Regions from separate parts of the Homo sapiens genome. Here region 2 is linked to region 1. The links are chromatin loops, found by intact Hi-C in ENCODE. Cell type or tissue: heart right ventricle. All regions are shown on one strand. Links, peaks and the distances in the headings refer to the core of each region. The heading gives the core; the rest is flanking DNA.

Region 1 (12,625 bases), core at 2,962-10,961:
TCAACTGAGAAGTTGCTGGATATGCTTTGCTAATCTCTTCAGAAAGCTGGGCTCACAGGTCTGAGCTACATGCAACAATGGCCTGGCTCAGGAGCAATTCTGAATTGTCAGGTAGGCTGCCAGGAGTTTGGGAGACACCATATCAACTGGCATATGCCAATCTGAAATGTGGCTGGGCCCAGAAAACAATATGAATGAATGAATGAATGAGTAAATGAATGAAAAGGTCAACAAAGACCTAGGGGAACCGAAACAGGTGGGTACAATAATAAAACCCTAAACCAAAATTAACATAGATAGATGATGGTGATAGGCAGAAAGAAGTACACAAGAAATATGAAGAAAGAATAGTGTTGACTGAATTGGTGAGTTTATGGATTCAAAATGACTAGCATCTTTTGATTCCGCAGCTTGTCAGCTGAGGCAGACATTCTAGTAAACCTTCTCATGATGATCGAAAAGACTGAAAGATGGTTAAGACTGGTCTACTAATTTAAGCACATATTAAGTGCTTAATCTTGCCTGGCATAGTAAGTGGCCAACAAGTATTAGTTATTTCCAGGATCATTACCACTACCACCTCCTCTAGAACTGTGTATTCATCTTTTAAATGGAGAAGAAGTGCTAAAGAGTGGAATAAATGAGGGTAAGATATAGCAGAGAAATAATGTGCCAAATTGAAAACCTATCAGCCAAATGTGTATTACACCTGCAGGATAAAATATGAGCAATATCAGTGGCCCTGTGGTAGTTACCCTCAGCAGGCTCACTCGACAGTCATTCCAAGCCTCCTCCTTGCCTTCATGTACTATAGTAGCTGAAAGGTGAAGCCTTTGGCCTCCTAGCTTCTCTACTAACTAGAAGTGGTATGGGACATAATTCTATCAAAAGAAACACATAAAAAAGTCCCTGGAATAAACAGCCCCAAGTAAATTCCTCGACAATACCCTTGGGTTAGCAGCCCTGGACTACCTGCCTCCAAATTTCTTGTAATATGAGAATAATAAATGTCTTTTGTGTGTTGTTGGGATTTTTTCGTTACTTGCAGGCAAATGCATTCCTAACTGATACAGTGCTCTACCCTGAAGCTGTTTCTGTCTCCTTGAAAAGACAATAGTAATCTGTATAAAACATAAAAATACATGAAAACATACAATTAAAAGAAGCCATCAGAGATACAGACTAAATTCTTCTAAGAGTTCAGAAAGTGAGATGGACCAGAGCTAGAAAGTAAGGGAAGAAGGCAGAACTTGAAAAATGGGTAGGTATGAATGCAGCCCATGGAAAAAAGAGAAAATGGTTCTCTTCAATGCCTCACATCTAGAGCTTCAGTAAAGACTAAATGTTTCTGGGATTACAATTTTGACAACCCAAGCAATAAGGCATGATACACAGGGGAGGGCTTGTAAGGCTCTTAGAAGTCAGGCACATGAGAAATTGTGGCCATCTAAGGTTTTTGAGCAATGAATGGCAGGATGAAAACAGTTTCATGATATGCAGCTCATCATAATTTTTTAAAAAAGAATTTCAAAATGATGTAACAATATACATTTTAAAATATTTTTCATTAAGAGTAAAGCACATGATAGACATGCATAGACATCATTTACCCTTCCCATTAAAAAATATCAGTTCAATTTAATCCATGAGCATGCATTAATCTGTTCAACTGGTCTGAAAGGGAAGTGACATAATTGAAGCTCTGGGTGAAAATATTTTTTTAAAGAAGAAACTTCTTTTGGAGTCAAGACATGCCAGTTGCTGTTTACAGACAGGCTGGATGGGCAGATTAAAGCTCAAATGAAATTTGTGTGGAAATTTGCCTGCCATTTTACAAGGGTATAATGGGAAAGACCAAGATCACACTTAGGAAACACTGTCAACTTCTGAGAAACAGAGGAGGCTGAAAATGGTTATCAATTATCTCCGTTTTACTTTTTATTCTGGGAATCTTAACTGATCAGATAGCCAAGAAGACAGGCTAAAGTTTCAGACACATTGATTTTCTTTTCACTCTCTTCTTTAAGAGGCAGACTCCTGGCTACAGACAACAGTGATTTAGAGATTTGGTCTCACTTTATAGGCAGCATGAATTCTGTGCTGCCCAATAACTGGAGACAGGCTAGATCATTATCCTTTAGGTTTGAAGATGTATGACCAAGGGGACTCAAAGACAGATGTAGGACCACTACCTCTGTCTTTATGTCTTTGGAGATGCTCTTGGAGTTCACACATTTATAATCCTCCTTCTCAACTCTACCATGAACCCCACCCCCACTACTGTCATGGCTGGTAGCTTCAGAGTGTTCAGACACAAAGTAACCAGCCAATCAAAAGGATGGCTGGTAAGTCCACAACTCATCATTCTCAGCTTGGCCTGACCACTGTGTGAGCACCTTGCACAGGTTAGAAATGGAATTTGTAGATAGAAGAAACACCTTCTTTACTTCCTCAGGTATTCTCCAGAGTGCTTTTTCTCTGAATGAGATATAGGCAGAAGCAGAGGTAACTCTTGATAACCCAAGAGTTCTAGCTGAGAGAATATTCAGTGTTTGATTTTCTATATTTCATTACACACAGACACACACACACACACACACACATGAATGATTGAATCCTTGGTTTAAACTGATCAAGCTTCTCATTTGTAGGAAATAATTTTGTTGTAAAAGAGCCTTGTTTTGGTATCACCAGTATTTGTTTTGGAACAAAAACGCATCCCATAGAGTGGATAAAAGCACATATTATATAGCCAACCAGTCTGTTTGAATTGTCATTCTAGCATTTATTACTGTGTGACCTTAGACAAATTGTTTTGCTTCTCTGTGCCTTAGTTTACTAATCTGTAAATAAGAACCATCCTAGTGCCTACCTCATGTGTTTATCAGAAAGGTGAAATAAATTGATGTTTAAAGTGCTTGAAGAAGTACCTGGAACAGGATAAGAGCTATGGAAGTCTTAGCTCTTGTTATCACTCAATCTATTCAAACATTCATCTTTCAGCCATCGAGTGCCCATGATATAATACACTATTATACAAACTAGCGACTCAGGGTGAACAGGATAGATGCCAGCCTTGAACTTACGGTGTTTCTATTTTAGTGGAGGAGGTAGATGATAAACAAAAAATTAAAAACACAATATCATTTTAGACAATGATAAATGCTGTGAGGAAAACAATGAAGGGTGATGTCATGGAGGGTGACTGAGATCAGGGGCTGGCTAACCTTCGAGCCGAGGGACAGAAAATCCTCCCTTGGCGACACTGGAGCTGAGACCTTAACTACATCTCCTATAAGAAACACTAAGCATAAGTTAAGTAGCAGCGTTCTCTGTCCTCCCGGGATCCCAGGACAATAGGTCCTTCCTGCCTTAGCATTACATGTTTTCTTTACATTCCATAGATATTTCTAATGATGGTGAACAAAACTTTTAAAGAACAAAACATTTGAAAAGAAAAGAAGGAGCTTGTCCCTGCAGACCATCACCCCCAAAAGAAGGCACCAACAGGAGAGAGGGAGAGAAGAATCACAGAAGGACCCTCACTTCTCCTTTCCTGACATCTCTTCCTAGTCCTGGCCAGGCAGTTCAGACTTCAGACATCCATGTCCTGTCATCAGTCAACTTCAGGAAATTTTTCGAAATTGCTGCCCAATCTGCAAGGACAGGAGGTAGAGGAAATGGAAAAGTGAGAGAGGGAGGAAGTTCTGTTCCTTGGTAGCTGCTAGAAATCAGGGGAAACACTGGTGCTTATGTTTATTCAGTCCAGGCACCTACAATTTTGGTGTAGGGGGATAAAGGCTGTTATCTTGTGGAAATGGAACAAACTTCACTGGGTTGGAATGTTAGTCTTGACTCTTATGGGAAGAACACGGTCCAAGCTGTGCTTTGGAAGTGGCCAGTGCTATTTTCTATTTGCAAGAGAAATTTCTGACATGGGTTTAGCCTACTTTAGTTACAAAGTGCCCTTATATGCATAAAATGGTGAATTTTCATTGACTCCTTTTCTCCAGCACAGAGGCTTTGAAGACGCCATGCCTAAGCCTGTCATTCTCTCTACTCTTCTGTTGGCAGGTGCCTCCTCATCTTTCAAACACATTCTCTTCCGAGACACCATCCCTGGCGCCGCCTTATGGTGCTTCCCTCCACTCAATTTCCCAAGGCCAAGATCTTTCATTTCTTTTGCAACCCTTATCCCAACTTGTGATTATTCATATATTTGCTTATTTCTTTTTGTCTAGCTTCCTTACTTGACTGCAAGCTCCACAACAAGGCAGAATTATGAGAGGCTGAGGCAGGAGAATCGCTTGAACCTGGGAGGCGGAGGTTGCAGTGAGCCGAGATCACGCTGCCACTGCACTCCAGCCTGGGTGATAGAGGAACAGAGGGAGACTTCATCCCCTCTGCCGCCCCCTCCGAAAAAGGCAGCACTGGCATCTCTTTCATCTGCAGTGTGTACTCAAATCTTTGCCAAGTGTTTGACACATACAAGATGCTCAATATTGGTTAAACAAAATAATTCATGCCATAACCCTGGGAGGTGGTCATTTTTACAAATGAAGAAACTGAATCTCAAAGGATTGAGTGCCTTTCTCAAGGCCACACAGCTGGTATTTGGCAGAGCTGAGGCTTTAACGCAGGGTTTCTGATGCTTGGTTTTTAAGGCTGTTTTGATTACACTCCACACAGAAGGCAACTCACAAACAGCTGTGAAGGGTGCTACAGAGTATCCCAGTTATTCCAGTATCCCAGTGGGAGGCAGATTAAAGCAGTCAGTGATTAGGAATCAACATCCCTGAAATCTTTGTCACAGAGAAGAAGAATCAATGGCCCTGACCAAGATACACTCAGAGCGGGTCGGTATTGAAAAGTTTCCGTACGTCTCTGAGTCCCACTGGTGGTACCCTGTAGTGGTTGAGCCATGTGCTCTGGGGTCAGAGCTCTGGATTCTGACTCCAGCCTAACCACTTACTTGCTGTGTAATTCTGGATAGGTTATTAATGTTTCTGCCTGGTTTCCTCATATCTAACACGGGGGCAAGAGTCATACGTACCTCATAGCGTTCTGTACCATACATACTCTGCCTGGAATACAAGGGAGGTAGTCAATAAATTAATGTTGACTAAATATTGAAAGACTCTATAAACATATGTCTTCTGCATGCAAAAAGTCACTCTCTTAGCAAGTAGGGTGGTGATCAAAGTAGAAAATGGTTGAAAATATACTTGGAATTTTTCTGAGACTCTTAGCCACACTATTGTCTTTTTATATGGAAATCTACTTAATCAGAATGATTATAATTCCCCAGCTATAAACCAAAATGCTTTACGCATTGCTTGTTTTGCTTCATCATGTGTCCCTCTGTTGCTATAGTTTTGAGCAGCCACATTTTTTCGAACTTTTTCAGCTGCTGCACACCCAGCAGGATGCCTTAAGATGCAATATGTCAGGTGAAAATGAAAAACATATGTTTTTTTCAGCACTCGGTCTCAAGTATTCATGGGTTTCCAAAAAGCACAGATTTGAGGATAAGATTTTCAAACAGACTAGACTGAGATGTACATTTCCCATTGTTCCTGAAGTTGCTATTAGGAGTAGGTAATTAATCAGCTGGCATTGGAAGTGAGCAGTTTGTTACTTTCACAAATTGGGTGGTACTACAGAATCATGACAAATGACAAAAACTTTGCCTAACTGAGATTTGGGTCTGAAAAGAGGAAATTCAAGAGAAACAAGACAGGTATCATTTGGGAGAAGAGATTGATGGGCTTAGTCAAATTAGCAGAACTAAGTCCTATGGGTAGAAATACCAGAAAAATGTAACTGGCTCCATAGAAGTAGTACCCTCTAACGATTCAGGAACAGTTCAGGCTGTCCAAGTAGCCATCACATGAGCAGTGAGTCCACAGTTTCACAGAATGGCTGGGGCAGAAGGTGGGTAGCCACCTCTCAGGGCTGTTTGGAAGTTGTACATTGGATTGGAAGGTTGGATTGGGAGGTCTCCAAGGTTCCTTCCAACATTGAGAGTCCATGTTTTCTGAATGTGCCATAGAAGCCTATCCTTTCAAATCTATACTCCTTTGTCAATCACTGGCCAACAGTTCTACTTACAGAAGCATAATCAATACTGAAGCTTCTTTGAGGGTGGACACTCAATACAGGAAAGAGCCTTCACATGTTTATGATGTCTCTGACAAACAAAAATTAACTTTTACAATTTAATAGATGCCATCCCTTATAAAAAGCTGAGACAGCCATTGGGAACATATGAATCATGGATGGTCAGAGCTTTGAGAACAAGACTCATGACTGCCATGAAGCAAAGGTCATCCCAGGAGAATGTTGTGGCTCTGTGTTTAAAGGGGCCCTTCCTAACCCTAGAAGGCCAACGTGTTTCCTGAAAGCAACACAACTGTTCAACCCCTGACTGTCCCTGCTATCTTTTAAAGCAAAGAAACTCCCTGCTTGCCAGCCTGCCTGCTCAACAGTGAATACAGAGTTGTCTGTTGGCTGCCCCAGATCCTCTCTGCTCTGTTTAGAGAGGCCAGAAAGAAGAATTCAGGGACCAACAGCAGCTGAACAGCTTGGCTGACCCGCACGCTGGGCGTCTGATTCCAGGACAACTCTCCAAGGAAAGGGAGGAGGTGGAAGGAGGACTGGGTAATAAATTAGCCCCTTGGACTTCCCTGCAGAACCTGCTGCTGTGTCCATCCTCAGCTTCTCTTTTTAAACATATGCCAGTGGATTAATGTTAGCAATCTAACCTTTGTTGAGTGCTTGCTATGGGCTAAACTCATCTCTGAGGATTTCGCACGTATTGTTTTATTTAATTTCTACAACAACCTGTGAGTGTTTTTATCAATGTTTAAGCAAGTAAACCGAGGCACCATTTGGTCCAAGATGACACAGGTGGCAAGAGGTAAACTCACCGTTTAAACAGACAACTTGGTTTAGAAGTCTGGGATCTTAATCACTATCCTAAATTAAGCGGGAAGAGGGGACGTGGGGGAGAAGGGGCATTGGAAGTTTGGCTTAAGGGTTTTTGTTTGTTTTTAATGTAGTTAAATCTATCAATGTTCAATGCCTATCTAATAATCTTTTCTCCCCCCAGCTAGACTGTAGTTCATGAACCAAGACTGTTCTTTCTTCTTCTCAACTATTAGCACAGTGTCTGGCCAATGAGAGGGACTTGGTCACAGCAGAGGAAATGTCTATAAGGATTTTCCTAGAAAAGCCAGATAAATGTTACATGAAAATCAATAACATGCAGCATATTGTCTCTAGCACCTTGGATGCTGCTGTTGGACCCTAAGAGCCCACCCCTTGGCCAGCATGTCCCCTCATCTCCATGACAGCCACCCACCCTCACACAGTAGAATGTTCTTGAAATTTACACTTTCTTCTGCCACTGGCTACCATGGTCTCTTCCTTCTCTTACCCACTGAAATGCAGATTTCCTATGTCTTGTCCCCTGGGCTCCAGAGAAGCCTGTTTATTTTCCTTGGGTGCTGAAACATCTTCTGGAAGGTTTTGAGGGCAAAGTAGACTGACAGATGCTAAGCCTTCTGGGGCAAATCAGAACTAGAAGAGGTGACCAGACAGGAGACAGACAATAAGCAGGCGTGGTCAGTTGCTGTAGCTGCCCCAGTGGTAAGAGGTTTCAGTAAACAAACAGAGGTAAGTTCAGGAAACCTGCTCAGTCTTATCATTTGTGCTACAAATGTAGACCACAAAAGTCCTGGATTGCTGTCAGTCTTTAGGGTCTCGAGACCCTAAAGACTGACGAGAGATATGAGAGCCATTCCTCTCTGACATCCCTGAAAAGCTGAGCTGATCCTGTTGGGCAATACCGTAGTAAGAAGAGGAACTGGCTGCCTGTTAGAATAAGAGAATAAGAGAAATCCCTTCACTGAACTGGGAAGTTTCCAAATAACTGGAAAAGAGAGGCATTACTGCTGCGTGATAGTGGGTAGATCAGGATATTTCATATAAATTATATAAACTGTGAACAATTTGGCAAGGCAGGCATCATTGCTTCTATTTCACAGATAAGAAATAGAAGCAGCCTCACACCATAACAATAGCCTCTGCTTATTGGACTAAGTCACATACAGATTTTTATTTACTGAACACTCAGTACAACAGCCACTGTCATGAAAATAATTTCTAATGAATGCCCTGAGGTTTGTCTAAGGCTGAAGATAAGCTGAAAAGAAGAGGATATGGCCAGAGGAGGTCCAGGGGTGCGGGGTAGAGGGGGCCCTTAGAAAGTGTGAAGTGAAGAACTTCATGCTATCCCACCAATCTGTGAATGACTATAACTGCATGGCGAAAACCCTTTTTTGCATTTCAAGAGGCAGGTCATGGGAGCTACAACTGGTCATTTAAATGAATTTTACTTATTTCTGAGCCAAGGCCTTTCAGGGTCTTGGTATTCAAATTTAAGCCAGAAGATTAATTCAGCCCAGTGTTTTGCAACCGTGACCTCATGTAAAAAAAATACTGATGCCTGGGCTCCACCCCAGAAGAAATGATTCAAACCTTCTGGGGATGGGCCCAAGTACTGGTATTTGTTTTAAAGCTCCCAAGTGAGAGCAACAGGTAGCCAGGGCTGAGCCACTCTTTCAAACGAACGGTTCAAGTATTATTGTATCTAATGAAAGGAATCAAGGTCCCAAGTTGCCTTGAAAATTCGAGGTGATCTTAAATTTTTCTCTATCAAATGCTGGGCTATCAGAAACTCCAAGCTGACAATACCAAGGCAACTGTGATAGACATTTTGGAACAGATGCCCAGCAGCCACGGTAGAAGACAGGGAAAAAAAAGATTATATGAACCACCATCTTAATTATGGAAAACCAGACACCCTGGCAGAAGGCCAGGGGCGTAGCAGAATGGATGGGGTGGAGGACAGGAGAAATTTTAGGAAATTAGAAATTTTAATAACTTTGTCTGTCAAGGGCTGCAAGTGGATGTCGACTTGTTTCTAACTCATTGCAAGCATTGAGAGCAAAAACAGATGAGAAAAAAAACCCCTGTATCACATCCTGGCTGCTTTTTATTTCTCCAGCCTAGGAACAGAAAAGAAATTGAAGCCGTCCTGGGGCCCCTTTCCCCAAATCTGATGAAGGGCCCCCGGTAGGCTCCCTTTCTGAACACCAGGGGGAGTAAGACATAGTTTGCCTTGTTCACCATGCCTTTCCATGGAGCATGAGAAAGAACAAGTTCTTGCTTCTTGTTTAGATCCCTTCTTGAATAGCTCTTCCTTCTCTCCCTGGCTAAAGAGGACGATCTATTTGCACTCGTTTAAAAGAGTAAGTAAATGCTCTTTAGAAGCAATAAAATCGATTCTGTTCCATCACCCCAGGGTTTGAAGTGGCAACAGAGGGGAGGGGTTAAGAGAGCAGATCCTGGTGCCAGACTTCCTGGGTTTGAATCCCAGAAACAGCACTTAGTAGCTCCTTAGCTACGGGCAGGTTACTTAACCTCTCAGGTCTTGGTTTTTCTGTTTGTAAAATGGGGATAGTCATAATAACACACCTCATGGGATTGTTGTGAGGATGGGTGGGTTAACACACATAAAACTTGGAACAAGCCTGGGCATATAGCCAGCAGTCAATGAGTATTAGTGCTATTTTCCAAGAGACTACCAGGAAATTTTCAATTCAAATTTGAACTCTTCCACACTTCAATCATTCTAAATATTTTATATTAACAATCATACAACTCAAATCACAGGAATGGTAAAGCCAGTGGAGCATTTGACAAGAAGCAATCTTTTAAGGTAGAAATAAATGACTTATGTAGTGATCTCTACTTGATACAGAAAACAATGAATTATACTACCTTAATGTGAATAATACATACGTTAAATATAAAATGACACACCCAAATAGAATGACCTCATAAATGAATGTACTCCAATGAAGAAAGGCAACAATCTGTTAGGATATCATTATCGTAAACTTTTCCCAGAGGGTGTAAGAAATTAGTTGAAGAAAAGCATATGGTACCTAATGACAACTTAGATACCTTTTTAAAAGACTCTTACAGTAGTTATTTCACTAAAATGCATGTACTATTATAATTTCAGAAAATTGTTCTTATTGAAATAGATGATCCTCTATGATATTATGTCATTTTAACAAAATGAGTGGCCAATAAGGAAGACCTGTGTTGATTTACTCCTCTTAAAGTCTGATAGCACATTTTCCATGGATGGAGGCCATGGAATAAACATTGCTGTATCAAACATTCCTGACAATGAGGGAGAACTCTGCTTGCATGTTTTTTCATCCTAGCACACATAACTTTTTTCCCCTGTGGATCTTCAGCAAGGCAACGCAGTTGCCTTGGCTGTATGGAATTCAGCAAACAGAAATGCATGACCAGTGACCACACACTTGCATCTGGATGAGGTTTTGGCGGACTGTGCTTTGGGATTTTAACTCCAGCCACTAACAAGGACCCTCTTCTTTTTGACTATATAAGTCAACTCTGAGAACATGGGGTAGAATGCCTTTTTTTTGGAGTTCCTTCCATGTCTCCTGTGCACTGAGAATGCAGATAGGAGAGAACAACTCTCTTGTCCTTTGCACTTCCCGTAGTTGGAGGTACCAAAGTCTGGCAAGAAATCAGAATGATGGAGGAAAGAGCCATCTTAAAGGGTAGAATGAAACATCCTTTGTTCGTCCTATCAGCATGTGTGGGTAGAGGATAAAGCTGTCTGATGGAGTGGCACAGAGGTCAAAAGCAGGGCCTGGGCCTGGCTTGAATCCAACTCCACAGGTACTAGCCCTGTAACTTGAATTCAGTTGCTTAACTTCCCTAAGCCTCATTTCCTCATCTGTAGAACGGGGTTAATAATAGTTTCTGCCTTATAATGTAGCCATGGGAATTACATGAAATGCTGCTTATGAAATCTTTTATCTTACTCTGTATTTTTAAATCCTCACCAAAAAAAAAAAAAAAAAATCCAACATGGTGGATACTACTGTACCAATTTTGCTGATGGGAAACTGAGGCTCAGAGATATTATATAACTGGCCCAGAGTCATCCAGGCACGTCAGTGTAGGAAACTGGGCATGAACCTAGGATTGCCTGGCTCTGAAGCTGATGCTCCAAGCACTCACTGACCCATATCACAAAGTGAGCACTAGGAGCTGTCAGACCATCTGGGCCAGCCTTTCCTTTTATAGGGAAGAGTTACAATTAACAGAAGTTCAGCGAGTAAACTCAGGGTAGGAGGCAGGCATAAGAAATCAGTTCTTCAAGATTGTTTTTTTTTTTTTTTTTCACGTCTGTTGGCGGAACAAGGAAAAACGAAGTACAATTTGAGAAAAATGTTCAACTTAGACACCAAAGTAACAAGAGGATTTACTGGGGTGAGGCAGAAGTGGAGGCTTAAAGAAGGAGCCAGATAGACCCTCTTTTTGTACACAGCCTGTTAATCTTTAAAAATGTTGGCTACCTATGGTATGAAATTCAACTTTTTTAAATTGCAAACAAACTTGGGATTTCCACACGCATTATTACTTATTAATCATTCATTAAGCATCTGTTATCAAATAGGTCTTAGCCAAACCAAAGGGCAATTAACTTTTTCAAGAGTAAACAGAAAATGAGTTCACAAATTCCCAACTGTTCTTCCCTGCTTCTGACATAGATAGGCTCAAGTATACGCACTCAAAAACTTGGAAGAGAACATTAAAATGAAATAGTAAACGCTTGATTCTTCTTTGGCTTTAGAATTCACGCAAATTAGACGTGCAGAGTCTAAAGGATTTCCTTATTTAATTGGCCTCAATATTTCATTTGCACTTACTTATTGGTCTGTGTATTTCAGAGTGCTTTATCTATTTGTAACGGCTTCAGACTATCTGGTTTAGGTTGAATACCTGTAGAGGGCAGCATGTCATATTTATTTAAGGGATGAATCCAGAATCTCTGCTAAAGGTGATAATGGAGGAAGTTGTCATCACCACCATCATCATCACCATCATCATTGTTCTTATCATATCCCTGGGTTTTGATCTTAGAGAAAATCTCTGTTACAAAGTGGCAAAGTAGACTATACAATCTCCCCCCATCTTTATGAACGTTAATATTCTGCATAGTTTTCTGATGCATTATTTTATTCAAAATCAAAAAGATTCTCTTACTTGCATACCACAAAACTCCTCTGCTATGTATGATGTTGGCATAAAATTCTGTCATTCTGCTGTTAAATAATTCAAAACCATTTAACATGACATGAAGAGACTTATCATTAAGCCACGGGCAGGGGAATCAAATGGAAAGAAAGTTCCTCACTGAGATATGTTTTCACTCAAATTAGTCTGTGGTCAGACACAAACACTCCCTGTAGAATCTGTTTCTTTAAGATTCTAAAAATAAATCTTGATCTGTAAGTGACTTTGCTGTAATACATACAGTGAGTCAGATCAAGGAGTAAGAGCCATTTATAGAATATGAACTAAACTCTGGCCTGAGACAACCATTTAACCCTCGCAAACAGAGAAGCGGCATTTCAGATCATGCAGTTTGATCTATAAAGCTATTTTGACATATAAAGACTCTTTTTTATGATGACTCTGGCTAAAAATATTAGAATATGCCTAGAGG
Region 2 (12,625 bases), core at 3,113-11,112, 210 kb before region 1:
CAAAAAATATGAAATGGCTAATTAGCCATTTCACGAAAGTCCTGCCTGATGACAAGTTTTCTGGTCAGTCTCACCATTTGCTTATTTCCAAGTGGGATGAAATCAGAACCCATGAATCCCGGACTCAGCTGGGGCTGGGAATGGAGGGGGCAGGGAAAGAAGGAATAAGGCTGAACTATTCAGTCTACCTTAATATATTTATAATGTATTGGGTGAGTTAACTGCTTTTTGGAAAGCTCTGGGGGACACCTCAGTGTTTGGTAGAATGGGGACTCTTAGTCACATAGCACTTGATTCTAGCCTAGTCTCCTCTAAGACACTACAATGGGACATGACTTTGCTCTCTGGGAGACTTCGAAAGCCTTCAAAGCAGGTAATCATGCTCTTGACGTCGGATGAAGACCTAAGTCTATTAATCTGTGCAGGAGTATGCCTTTGGAGTTAATACTTTTGGAGATTAAAAAAATGAACAAAAAATGTTTCCTCCATTATTTGACAAGCTAACACTTAAATAACTTCTTATTTAGAGGTGGGGGCACAAAGAAGACAACACACTGATCCACAGATTCCACGCAAGATCTTTCACCCATGAGGAAGGAATATTATGAATTGCATTAGTGTTTACCTTTGACCTACATGAAAGAAGAAGATCAGTCCCAGAAGGACAGTCAAGCACACACCAAGTAGAAGGGAATACGAAGGGACTCAGATTTCTCTTTTATCTTAATATGTATGGGCTAACAGGCTAACATCCTAAGTCATGTTAAGAATCTATTTCCCTTAGCATTATATATCCATCTTAGGATCTTGGTGTTTTGGTGAACGTTTCACTGCACAAAATATCCCAAAATGTAGTAGCTTAAGCCAGCCATTTTATTTTGCTCACTATTTTGTGGGTCAGGAATTCAGGAAGGGCTTGGCTGGGCAGTTCATCTTTGATCCATGTGACGTCAGCTCAGGCTTTGGGGACCAGAGGCTCCCTTCCAAGATGGCTTCTCCACTTACACGTCTGGTACCTCTGTGCTCCTTGGCATCTCTCTCTCTCTCTCTCTCTCTCTCTGTGTCTCCCTCCCTCCACATCCCCTTCCTCCCTTCCCACATGGCATCTCATCCTTCAGGACCTTTACATGGGGCTTGGCTGGCTCCTAAGAGGCAGGAAGTGGAAGAAGCCAGACCAGCTAAAGGCCATGCCCAGAACAATGAATGTTGATTCCACTGAATTCTGTTGGTGAACACAGCCACATGGCCCGCCCACATTCCAGGGCTGTGGACCTATAGACTCCTTCTCTTACGGGGACACAGCAGAAAGATACGTGGGATGAGATGTATTGTTGTAGTCACTTTTAGAAACTATCATCTGTCACAGGAAGATACAAAAACCTAAAAGCTACGCTTAAGAAAGTTTTTATTGTTGTTAGGACATCATCTATAAAGTGTTCATTTAACACTCTGATAGCAAAGGTTGCATTTCTGTCATAAATTCCACTTCCTCTGTGCCCATTGGGAACCTCCATGAGCGTCCCCTCCGCTCAAGCACCCACTCTTCCCTGAAGCCCACCAGACCATCTGTCACCCTTGCTCTCGGCCTCCAATCCTGGGCTCACCTCTCAGACACCACTTGTCTAACATTCCCTGTGCACTCTTACTGCTGGATTGTGAGTCAAGGCAATAATTGTGTCTTTGTCTTATTTGTCTCTATAACTTTTAAGTGAGTTTTCTTAAAGCTCAGTTCACTTACATTAACTGACTTAATGAATGAATAAATGTTAGCCTGATTCCAGGAGCTTGGCTCAATAGTTTCAATCATGTTGGTTCAGATAAGTGAGTATAAACTGAAAAAGGAAGACTGGTGTGTGGGTGGGAGTGTTTTAGTCTCCAGAAGTGGCAGAGAGAACCTGGATTTTCAGATGCAAAGTAGGGATAAGCAAGTCATCAAGTCAGGGAGAGCCAGCTTTAGCTCTCCCTTTTCCACTGCCGTCATCTTATGACTTTGGCTCCCTGGAGACAGTTCCTACACCAACATGGCTGCAGGTCAGGATGGCCTTGGAAGGACTCCTTCTGTTATTCAGACCACTGGCATGTGCAGATACACACATGCATGCCTATCTGTCTATTTATCTATATCTGTCTACCTAGAGAGAGAGAGGGAGAAAGAGAGAGAAGGCACTGAAAACATGACTTTTATAGTAATATTATTATTGATCAACATTACAGCCTTGTTGTAGGGAAGTTAAAGACTAGAATTACTCTAATACTTCTCAAATCTAGGACATATTATAGTGCATTTTACATATATAATTTTCTTCAAATACATTGCACCAATAAACAAAAAACCTGAGAAGGCCGAGAAGGCTTTTTTCTACTTGCATGAGGGGTGAAATGAATCCACATCTCCTTCATCTGATAATACCACTGACAAGAGAATTGAAGAGCTGCAAATAGCAGCTAACCAGCTTGTTTATCTCCATAAAATATGATTTAATTAAACATTCTTTTCAGCAGCTTGTACCAATCAAAGCATTAGGACTTCTCTGGCTGCCAATTACAGCCTCTCAGGAGGAAATTATCTGGAAGAAAGATAATTTTCTCCACCTTGAACTGGGAGTCAGGGAAAATATGAAAATAAATATTTTTGGTTTTATGTTTAGCAATTTTACAATTTCATATTTAGCTCTACAGTGTCTATTTTTTCCTTTAGGCCAAATGTCATTTTTGCTCAGAACATTTCAAGGTAGTTTTCTGGCATTTTAATTGCGTTTCTGTAGTTTATCACCTTTGAGCTTTGCCTACTGTCCAGAATGGTTTATTTGTTACACCGAGGAAAATGTAGACAAAAGTTTGTGTTTGCCTAGTTGGGAAGCAGATTAGAATGCCCAGATAAAAAGGGTAAGTTAGTGATCTGCTCTCAGCAGAAAGTCCTGCAGCTGGGGGCAGTGAGGTCACCAGAGGCTCTAATCCTACAGGAGACTTAGAAAACCCCTCCCAAATTCAGCACCATTTAACACGCTTATCTGATAAAATTTGTTAGCACCAAAGCTATCAGGCATGAGGTCGGGAAATGACTGATTTGGGGTAAGGGGACCCACTGAATCAAAGGGATGGTGGTACCATTCAGAATGAATGCAAACCGGGGAGCCCAGTGTGACCTCCTGAAGGAGCACAGACATGTGGTTTTGGGCTGGAGAACTCTCTGAACCCCTGGATGAATGGCTCTCCCAAGGCAAAGTCAGTGAGAGATGGCCAAGAGCTGCACTGTGCATTTCAATCCACGTGTGCTTTTTCAGGGAGATTGCAAGTTACATGTTCACATGTCTATCATACGAACTGCCTGAAGGAGTTATATGAGAAAAGTGAAGGCATAGCCTGTGCATTGTTAGGCAAAATATTCTTGCATGTGGGTATAAGAGCCCTTACATAGGATTTTTATATTTTCATTTTATGTGGGGGCCAACTGTGTGTACGTACATACCAGATAGGTGATAGTTAAAGGTGATACATTGATAGACAGATACTAGGCAGATAGATATAGTAGGCAGATAGATTGTGTATATTTCTGACATTATTATGGAAGTTAATGGCATATATTCAAACACATTTCTGAGCCTTTTCTCAGTGCCAAGCTCTGTACTAAGTTCTAAGTTCCATGTGGGGTTATAGAAATGAGTAGGCTACAACACCGATCCCACAGATGCTATAGCTTCATGGGAGAGAGAGACAAACACATAAATATTGATATGAAGTATATTTTGATAATGCTATGATAAAGACATAGCTGAAGCACTGTGAAAGTAGCCAGATAGATAACACTCTAATTGGCAATTTTTGGAAAGGCTTTGTGAAAGAACAGGCAGAGGGCCTGGGCTTGGAGAATGCAGGAGCTTGGCAGACAGAAATCAGGGTAGAGGATCAGTGGAGGGATTCCTGGAAGAGGGAAGTGTATGAGCAAAGTCATCCCTGGAGAAGATACAGGTCTTGCATGGGAAAAGGCATCACTGGGATGGTGAGGGCAGAATGGAGGGGGAAGAGGCTGTAGATGATGGAGGAAGATGGAGGAAAAAGGTAGATTATGGTGATTCCACAGAATCACATCTGGATGCTCTAAATTACTGAATCTGGGCTTTGCTTGGTAGACACACAGGAGCCACTGAAGGTGTCTAAGGGTGGGAGTGTGTTGTGTGTGTGGGCAGGTGTGTGCTTGAGTGTGTATGTGTGTGTACACAAGCATGTGTGGTGAGTGTGTGTATTTGTGTGAAATGTCAAAGAGAGAGAAAGAGAGATAGATGGGGTGGAGGGGGAGGGAGACAGAGAGAGAGAGAGAGAGAGAGACAGAAGAGTTATGTGCTTTAAATAACTACTGGGATGGCAGTTTGGTAGTTACAGGGACATGAATGGAAGCAGGGCAGGCTAGGTAGGGCATTGCAGTCATTCAGCTCAGAGCTAATGACAGCCTACAAAAAGGAAGTGGACACAGTAAAGGGGAGGCAGGTTTAAGTTTTATTATGAAGCAAACTTGCGAGGGTTTGCTAACTAATTAGAACAGGGGGTGAAAGCATGGGAAATATGAATAGGGGCTCTGAAACACCAAACTGGCATAGTCTTGTCATGCCTGAGATGGGGAATGAGAAGAAGGAACAAGTTTGCATATCCAAGTATTCATTCATTAATTGGATTAATGGCAAATCTTTGGCAAATGATTATTGAGCATGCTGCAGGCACTGAACTGGGGACTGAGATATAAGGACTAGGGCAGATATGGTGCTCCAGGGGCTTGGAGCAGAATGTCATAAGAGTAATTAGGTTCCAAGTTACAGATTTGGGAGTTGTTCTTCTAGAAGTGATCCATGAATCCAGGGGACTAAATGGTTCATTAGGGAGGAAGTTCTTTGGCAATCTGTGGGAAGAAGGTTGTGGAGTCCTGATAAGATAAATAAGTAGCAATGTGGAAGGGCCCCAGTTGTGGGAGGGCCACAAGTGGGAAAGAATAATGAGCAATTGTTCTGAGGGATGGCCAATCACAAACCCACAGGCACAAGAACCTTCTTCCTAGGGCACAACGACCTTGTTCCCCACAAGCCCCCTTCAGCATGATCCTATAAAACTTCTCCCCAGCCCCTGCCTCTGCAGACAGTCCCTTCTCTGCTGTGCTGCCCATTGCAACCTTGCAATGTATTTTCATAGTTTAATAAATCTGTCTTTCTTTACCTACAGCTGTCTTGGTACATTCCTTTACTGCCTCAGCCTCTGGGCCCAGATAGTAGCTACCTGTGACAAAGATCTCATGAAGTTATTTGATCCCCTCATCCTCAGTGCTTAATTTAGCATGACTTAGCAAGTCTCTTTCTTTGCTTCCTTCCCTTCCTTCCCTCCCTTCCCTCCCTTCCCTCCCTTCCCCTCCTCCCTTCCCTGACTTCCCTCCCTTCCCTTCCTCCCTTCCTCCCTTCCCTCCCTTCCCTCCCTTCCCCCTTCCCTCCCTTCCCCTTCCCTTTCCCCTTCCCCTTCCCCTTCTCCTTCCCCTTCCCCTTCTCCTTCTCCTTCCTTCCTTCCTTCCTTCCTTCCATCCCTCCTTCCCTCCCAGAAAAAGAGCACTAAGAAAGAGTGATTGTTTCAGGGATTCTCCCCATTAAGGAGAAATGCATTTTTGTGCATGCATGCATGCACACATGTGTGTGTACACATACCTATGTATAGCCATTTGGTTCCTGAAAGATATTTGAAGTGAGCTAAAGCATCTTAGCCTTGCAAGAACACCTGTTCTTTACCTTTTCCTATGATTGCAATGTTTCATGCACAAATATTTTAATTTTTCTTAAGTGAAATTCACCTAGATGCAACTTTTCTTGAACGTAGTTAAAGTAATAGAGACAATCACATTGAAGAATTGCTTTTCAAGAAGCACATTGTGGTGTTTGGGCTCTGAGGTTGTGGTAGTCCACACCTTCATAATCTCTTCTCCCCAGCAGCACCATGGCCACTGCTGCATTGTTCTCCCAGTCCTTAGAGACTGACCTGCTCAGGTTCATTAATGGTTGGACTTTCCTTGGTATTTGCTTACATAACAATATCAGGACACATGTCTTTAATATTTTATCAGGTTTAAAGGGTAGTTTTCCTAGCATGGCATTGTGTGGCCTACAGAACAAACTAGGAGGGAGAAAGAAGGCTCTTGGCTTGTAGTAAGCAACATGACTTTAATATACATTCTGATATTAAACATTTGATTAACTTGATAACGAGACTGCAGGTGGGTATTAAGATGTTGGTTTTTGCCTTATCATAAAGACAGCTATTAAAGAATAGTGCACTTTACTTAAGTGTATCTCCCTTAGCTGGTGTAATGGACTCCTGAACATAAAAGTCACATAGTCCCGACCTGTGTCTATGCTGCCTGCTTGTTCTGGAGAACCGGGCACGGTCTAATTGTTTGATTTGGCTGTTTGCATATGAAAATGGAGTTCAAATGCTTCTTATAAGTGAACACTTGGAAGGGGAGTGGAAATGTATCCATTAGCTAAAAGAGCTGAATGCACTATAGGATGTAGAAGAGCCACTCTATTTGATTATTAAGTGTTTTGTAACCTGAAACTGTAAGTTAACAAGAATAAAATGAAATGACCCAGGAGCAGAACATTCTTTTAAACCTGCAAATGAGAGAAGCAACACCCCTTGTGGCTACTCTGAGAAATGGCCAGGATCCCTTTAGATATTTTCTAGTTGGCTAACTGATTATAAAACAGTGTCTGTCTGCTTGGGAGACATTATTTTATAAACAAATATTTCACTGTTTCCTACCAATTAAAGCCACTCCGGGAAACAAGTACTTCTACCTAAATCTTTAAACAATCGAATGTCTTAAGGCTGGCCTTTGAGTAGGCTGGCTCTTAGGATGGGAACCATGATCCTAGCTGGAAACATTTGCAGTATGTTCTAGTTTTTTCTATGAAAGCTCTTTGGCTCCCTTGCTGTTTGTCTTCTTGATGGTTATATTAAATTAACAATGTTAAAAGAAGGAGTTTTCAAATTTGAGTCTCCTGGGGAGCTTGTGAAGACACAGCTTGCTTGCCTCATTCCTAGAGTTTCTGGTTTAAAGAGTCTGAGGAAGGGCATGTAATTTTGCATTTCTTACAGGTTCCAGGTGATGCAGCTGCTGTTGGTCCCAGGACCACACTTGGAGAGTCACTAAATTCAGTGATTTCTGAGATCCCTCCCATAGGTGCCCCCAGCAGTCCGGTGAATTTAATGGAAGCTTTTCTGTCATGATAATTGATCAACTAAAAAAAAAAAAAAAAGAAAGAAAAGAAGCCTCCTCTGATTTCTATTATCCAGAAAACTAGCTAATCTCTACCAGAAAGTAGACTTTTTACAACAATCTTAGAATCTTAGGTGTATTTAATTAGAGTAAGTGGTAGACAAATGCAAGCTGAAATGTTGGATTCTTTTCCCAAGGGAAAGGTGAATTGACTGTTGAAATTTCTATTTATGAGTTTTGTTTATGAATGGAATGAGTTGCTACTTTATAGAAAATTTAAAGTAAGCATTCAACATGTAAAATATTTCTACCTGATGGAGACCAGAGGCATAAGTTAGGGCCAAGCAGTGTTACTGGGTAAAAAGAAGGTCTGAGGCAAGTGTTGAAGAGAGGAGTCAAAAAGGAGCAGAGAAAGGCTGAATTAGAACTAATAGTAGATACTGCCTACTACATAGTTTTTTCTATGAAAGCTCCTTGGCTACTTTGCTGTTCGTCTTCTTGATGGGTTATATTAAATTTTTTTTTTCTTTTTATTTATTTATTTATTTATTATTATTTTTTTTTATTGATCATTCTTGGGTGTTTCTCGCAGAGGGGGATTTGGCAGGGTCACAGGACAATAGTGGAGGGAAGGTCAGCAGATAAACAAGTGAACAAAGGTCTCTGGTTTTCCTAGGCAGAGGACCCTGCGGCCTTCCGCAGTGTTTGTGTCCCTGGGTACTTGAGATTAGGGAGTGGTGATGACTCTTAACGAGCATGCTGCCTTCAAGCGTCTGTTTAACAAAGCACATCTTGCACCGCCCTTAATCCATTTAACCCTGAGTGGACACAGCACATGTTTCAGAGAGCACAGGGTTGGGGGTAAGGTCACAGATCAACAGGATCCCAAGGCAGAAGAATTTTTCTTAGTACAGAACAAAATGAAAAGTCTCCCATGTCTACCTCTTTCTACACAGACACGGCAACCATCCGATTTCTCAATCTTTTCCCCACCTTTCCCCCCTTTCTATTCCACAAAACTGCCATTGTCATCATGGCCCGTTCTCAATGAGCTGTTGGGTACACCTCCCAGACGGGGTGGTGGCCGGGCAGAGGGGCTCCTCACTTCCCAGTAGGGGCGGCCGGGCAGAGGCGCCCCTCACCTCCCGGACGGGGCGGCTGGCCGGGCGGGGGGCTGACCCCCCAACCTCCCTCCCGGACGGGGCGGCTGGCCGGGCAGACGGTCTCCTCACTTCTCAGACGGGGCGGCCGGGCAGAGACGCTCCTCACATCCCGGACGGGGCGACAGGGCAGAGGCGCTCCCCACATCTCAGACGATGGGCGGCCGGGCAGAGACGCTCCTCACTTCCTAGATGGGATGGCGGCCGGGCAGAGACGCTCCTCACTTTCCAGACTGGGCAGCCAGGCAGAGGGGCTCCTCACGTCCCAGGCGATGGGCGGCCAGGCAGAGACGCTCCTCACTTCCCAGACGGGGTGGCGGCCGGGCAGAGGCTGCAATCTCGGCACTTTGGGAGGCCAAGGCAGGCGGCTGGGAGGTGGAGGTTGTAGCGAGCCGAGATCACGCCAATGCACTCCAGCCTGGGCACCATTGAGCACTGAGTGAAGGAGACTCCGTCTGCAATCCCGGCACCTCGGGAGGCCGAGGCTGGCGGATCACTCGCGGTTAGGAGCTGGAGACCAGCCCGGCCAACACAGCGAAACCCCATCTCCACCCAAAAAATACGAAAACCAGTCAGGCGTGGCGGCGCGCGCCTGCAATCGCAGGCACTCGGCAGGCTGAGGCAGGAGAATCAGGCAGGGAGGTTGCAGTGAGCCGAGATGGCAGCAGTACAGTCCAGCTTCGGCTCGGCATCAGAGGGGGGTTGGGTTATATTAAATTAGCAATGTTAAAAGAACGAGTCTGTAGAAGCAGTATGTTTATGAGTGGATGAAACATGTACCGCATCAGTGAATATCTGTGGTCTTCTTAGGCCCTTCGGTCCTGTTTCTACTACGTCCTTTGTATAATTAAGGTTTCCAAACCAAGGCCACCTGATGGAGAAACTCTAAAGGATATCAAACTTGAAAGTGCTCATGGATGACCTGGGTTCTTATTAAAATGCAGATTCTGGTACATTACGTCTGGGGCAGGGCCTGAGACTCTGCATGGCTAACCAGCTCCTAGGTGATGCCAGTGAGGCTGGTCCATGACCACCAGGACCAGCTTCATGGGCATGCACCAGTGCAGTTGTGCAGAATTGGGTCCTAAACCATCACATTAATTTCTTCTGATCATTGCTTTATCCTCTTATCTTACAGCCATGACATCAAATATTTGGTCGGCTTGTATAACTACTGCCACATACTAAGCTAGGGGTTTTATGTTTCTCTCCCCTTGATCTAAGTGATCCTGACACTTGCTAGTTTGTAGCTGGAGATTATTTAGCAAATGCTCTGCTTTGCTATTTTTCAGATCTCTCTCTGAGACAGGCTTCTTTCTCCTGTGCTAAATTGTTAGTTTGTTTTCATTTTTCAGATAAATCTCATTAACTGAGTTTTGGGTTTTGAAGTCAACTGTAGTTTTCTGAACCTTCCCCTTGCCTCTGGGCCCTGAAGATGATTAGGAAAAAGCAGGCAGTGACCCCCATGGCTGCCTCTGAATCACCACTGTGTCAGGGATAAGTAGCTCCCAGCCCAAGGAATGGATGATATCTGGTGGTTCTTTTTACATGAATATGTCAGCTACCTTCATTTGTATAATTTCAATTCTTTTCAATGCCAGATGCATATTCAATCCCAGTGAGCTGCTGAGCGGGCAGTCTAATAAATTTTCATTAAGCATCCTCTGTATTTAAGGCACTCATAGGATACTAAACTAGGTTATCAAGTTGGTCATAATCCAGCAGAAAAACTTGGATGGAAGGGAAATTTATTTAGGTGAAGACTGACAGAGTGTTCTACAGAGTGGTGATTCAACAAGTAAGGAAATGATGCTGGTGTATTGACAATAGCCTTGCAGGAATCAGGAGTACAGATAAGTGTCTTCTTCCTGATCCTTTCTGAATCCCTTCAGCTTGGGTTTTCAGCATCCATGTTAGCCAAAGACAGATCTGGCTACTTCCATGAAATTGTCGACTTTTTTGAAATTTTCCTACAGTCAACATACTCAGTGATTATGTTTTGTAGCTAACATGGGGGAAGTCCGAGTTTCTTAATCTGCAGGCTTTTCCTCACTGTTGCAAAACAAACATTTTCTAAGCACTGCACTGGCATTCATGTAACGTCTCATAGGCATCTCATGAGATATGTATTGTTTTCCTGATTTTACAAATGCAGTAACTGAGGCTTTGAGAGGTTAATTTGCAGGTTAAACAGCCAATGATAGAACCAGCATGTAGGCCTGGAAGTGCTGACTTCAGGTCCATTATACTTTCTACTGACTCGTGGGATTTGTGCATTTAAAGAATGTTCCTTAATGTATTGTTCATTTCCAATTTTTATTTTTATTGTTCCTAATGAATTTGCACTCTACTTTGCTGTTTGGAAGAACTTTAAAATTGTTTAGAAAATGAATAAAACTAAGTGGCTTTGGGAGATTGTTTTTGGAAACTCTCTAATTTGAATCTAAATATTTTAATCTTTTATTAGTTAATGCTATTTGATTTAATCAAGAACTGGCCAGGTGCAATGGAGTTAAGTACCATCATTCCATCATTAATGCTTAGTGCACAGAGCTTGGATTTAGACTATTGTTGTAGTAACTGGGCCTCCCATTTCAAAGTTCCCAGGATTTGAGAGGCAGGCTGCTTACCCAAATAGACAAATTAGGCCATGTGATTTGGACAATATTGGGAGATTTTTATTTCAATGAATTAAATCAATCTGCAGCCAGTTTTAATTTACTTGAGGTTTAGTTAAATGTCATTTTCTTTCCCTTTTCTGTTTTATTTTAAAAGACAATATTCTTATTTTGTTTTTATGAACTCAATTTGGAAAGCAATAATACTTTTAATTCCTGGGGCCAATAGACAAAACAAAACAAAACAAAACAAAACATTGGCCTAGAAATCAGGAGGCCTGGTGTCCAGTTTCAATTGTGTGACCTTGACTGAGTCATTTAACCACATTGGGCCTCTGATTCCTCATGGTAGAAGGAGAAATTTGAACTAGCTGCTCTCTGAAGCTTCCTTCCAGTTTTAAATCTGACTTTGCTATTATTGCTTATTTATACTAGAAAAAAGCATGAAAGTAAATGTTTTTCCCTATCTTCTGCATTACTCAAACTAGGTTAACTGCTATTAAAAACAAAAGAAACAAAAACCTTAATGGATTAACAAAATGGAAGTTAACTTCTTGCTTCTACAAACTCCAACATGTTGGTCAGCTCTCTTGGGCATCCCTCCTACATTCAGTGACTCAGGGATCCAGGCACCTTTCATCTGGTGCTCCTTTGTCCTTCTGTGGGTCCTCTGAATCCTCTGCAAAATCCTTATCAGGGGAGTGATGTGAGTCTGGGGCATCTCGCAGAGGTGTTAGGGGCCAGAGCAGACTCCATTGGCTATAACATGTCATGTGATGCCACCTGGATATGGTGGGCTTAGGAACCATAATCCATCTGCGATTGCCCAGAAGGAAGACAAAAAGGTTTGCATAGCATGGTCTCATCCACAGTTCATTAATTCAACAAATATTTATTGAGGGCTACTCTATACCATTTCACTGTAGCTGGCACTGGAGTATGGCAACCTACTCTCTTCCTACGGATCTAAATTCTAGTGGGGGAAATCATGTGGCTAGTGTGTATGTGTATATGCATGTGTATATGTACATGAATATGTATGTATGTAATCTATTTCTAAAATATCTATATGAACTCTGAGATTAAAAATAATATCACAAGTAATAACATTTTAAGAACTTGCTATAGACTAAGCATCATTTTAAGGGCTTTATATATATATATTTTTTTATTAATCCTTGAGCAATTCTATGCAGTAGATGCTATTAATATCCCCATTTTGCATATTAGTAAATGAGACAGAGTTTAAATACCTTGCCCAGGATCAGACAGCTAGAAAGCGGCAAAGCCAAGCTCCAAATGCAGGTAGTTTGAAGCCAGAGTTCACACTCTTACCTGTTGCTCTGAAAGCATGTGCCTGACTAGAGTGACAGTTCATCTAGCTGTATCTTTCTTGGTACCTGCCCAAATTAATTAGCTGAAAACTAAAGAACACCTGAAAGTGGATGTGTGAAAGCACTTTGCAAACTGGAAAACATTATAATGTGACATGACATGTTGCTTTTTCACACTACTCCCAGATCAGTTTGGTTAAAAAAAAACAAAAAATCAAACACATCCCCAAAATCAGCTATATCAGATCAGTTTGGAAAAAAAAGTTA

The links. Hi-C counts contacts between places; a loop is a spot of excess contacts. Peaks named below come from ENCODE experiments on the same cell type or tissue, not always from the same donor. Only the 100,000 strongest peaks of a DNase experiment are listed, where the experiment ranks them.
Region 2: a loop joins it to region 1, with 2.3 times the contacts of the local background. A loop is called at or near these places in 3 of 110 quality-filtered maps.

The regions. Positions count from the first base shown.
Region 1 is chr7:28,623,348-28,635,972 of GRCh38, reverse strand. The region is part of intron 5 of CREB5 (cAMP responsive element binding protein 5); the gene reads right to left. Among named protein-coding and RNA genes, the nearest start is that of CREB5, 220 kb to the right of the region's middle. In heart right ventricle, for the core only: a CTCF peak has its summit at 9,128 (motif pointing right); a DNase peak (open chromatin) is centred at 6,593; H3K27ac peaks cover 3,234 bases.
Region 2 is chr7:28,834,708-28,847,332 of GRCh38, reverse strand. No RefSeq gene overlaps it. Among named protein-coding and RNA genes, the nearest start is that of TRIL, 120 kb to the left of the region's middle. RefSeq lists an enhancer at 8,427-9,118. In heart right ventricle, for the core only: a CTCF peak has its summit at 6,676; no DNase peak of the experiment used is centred there.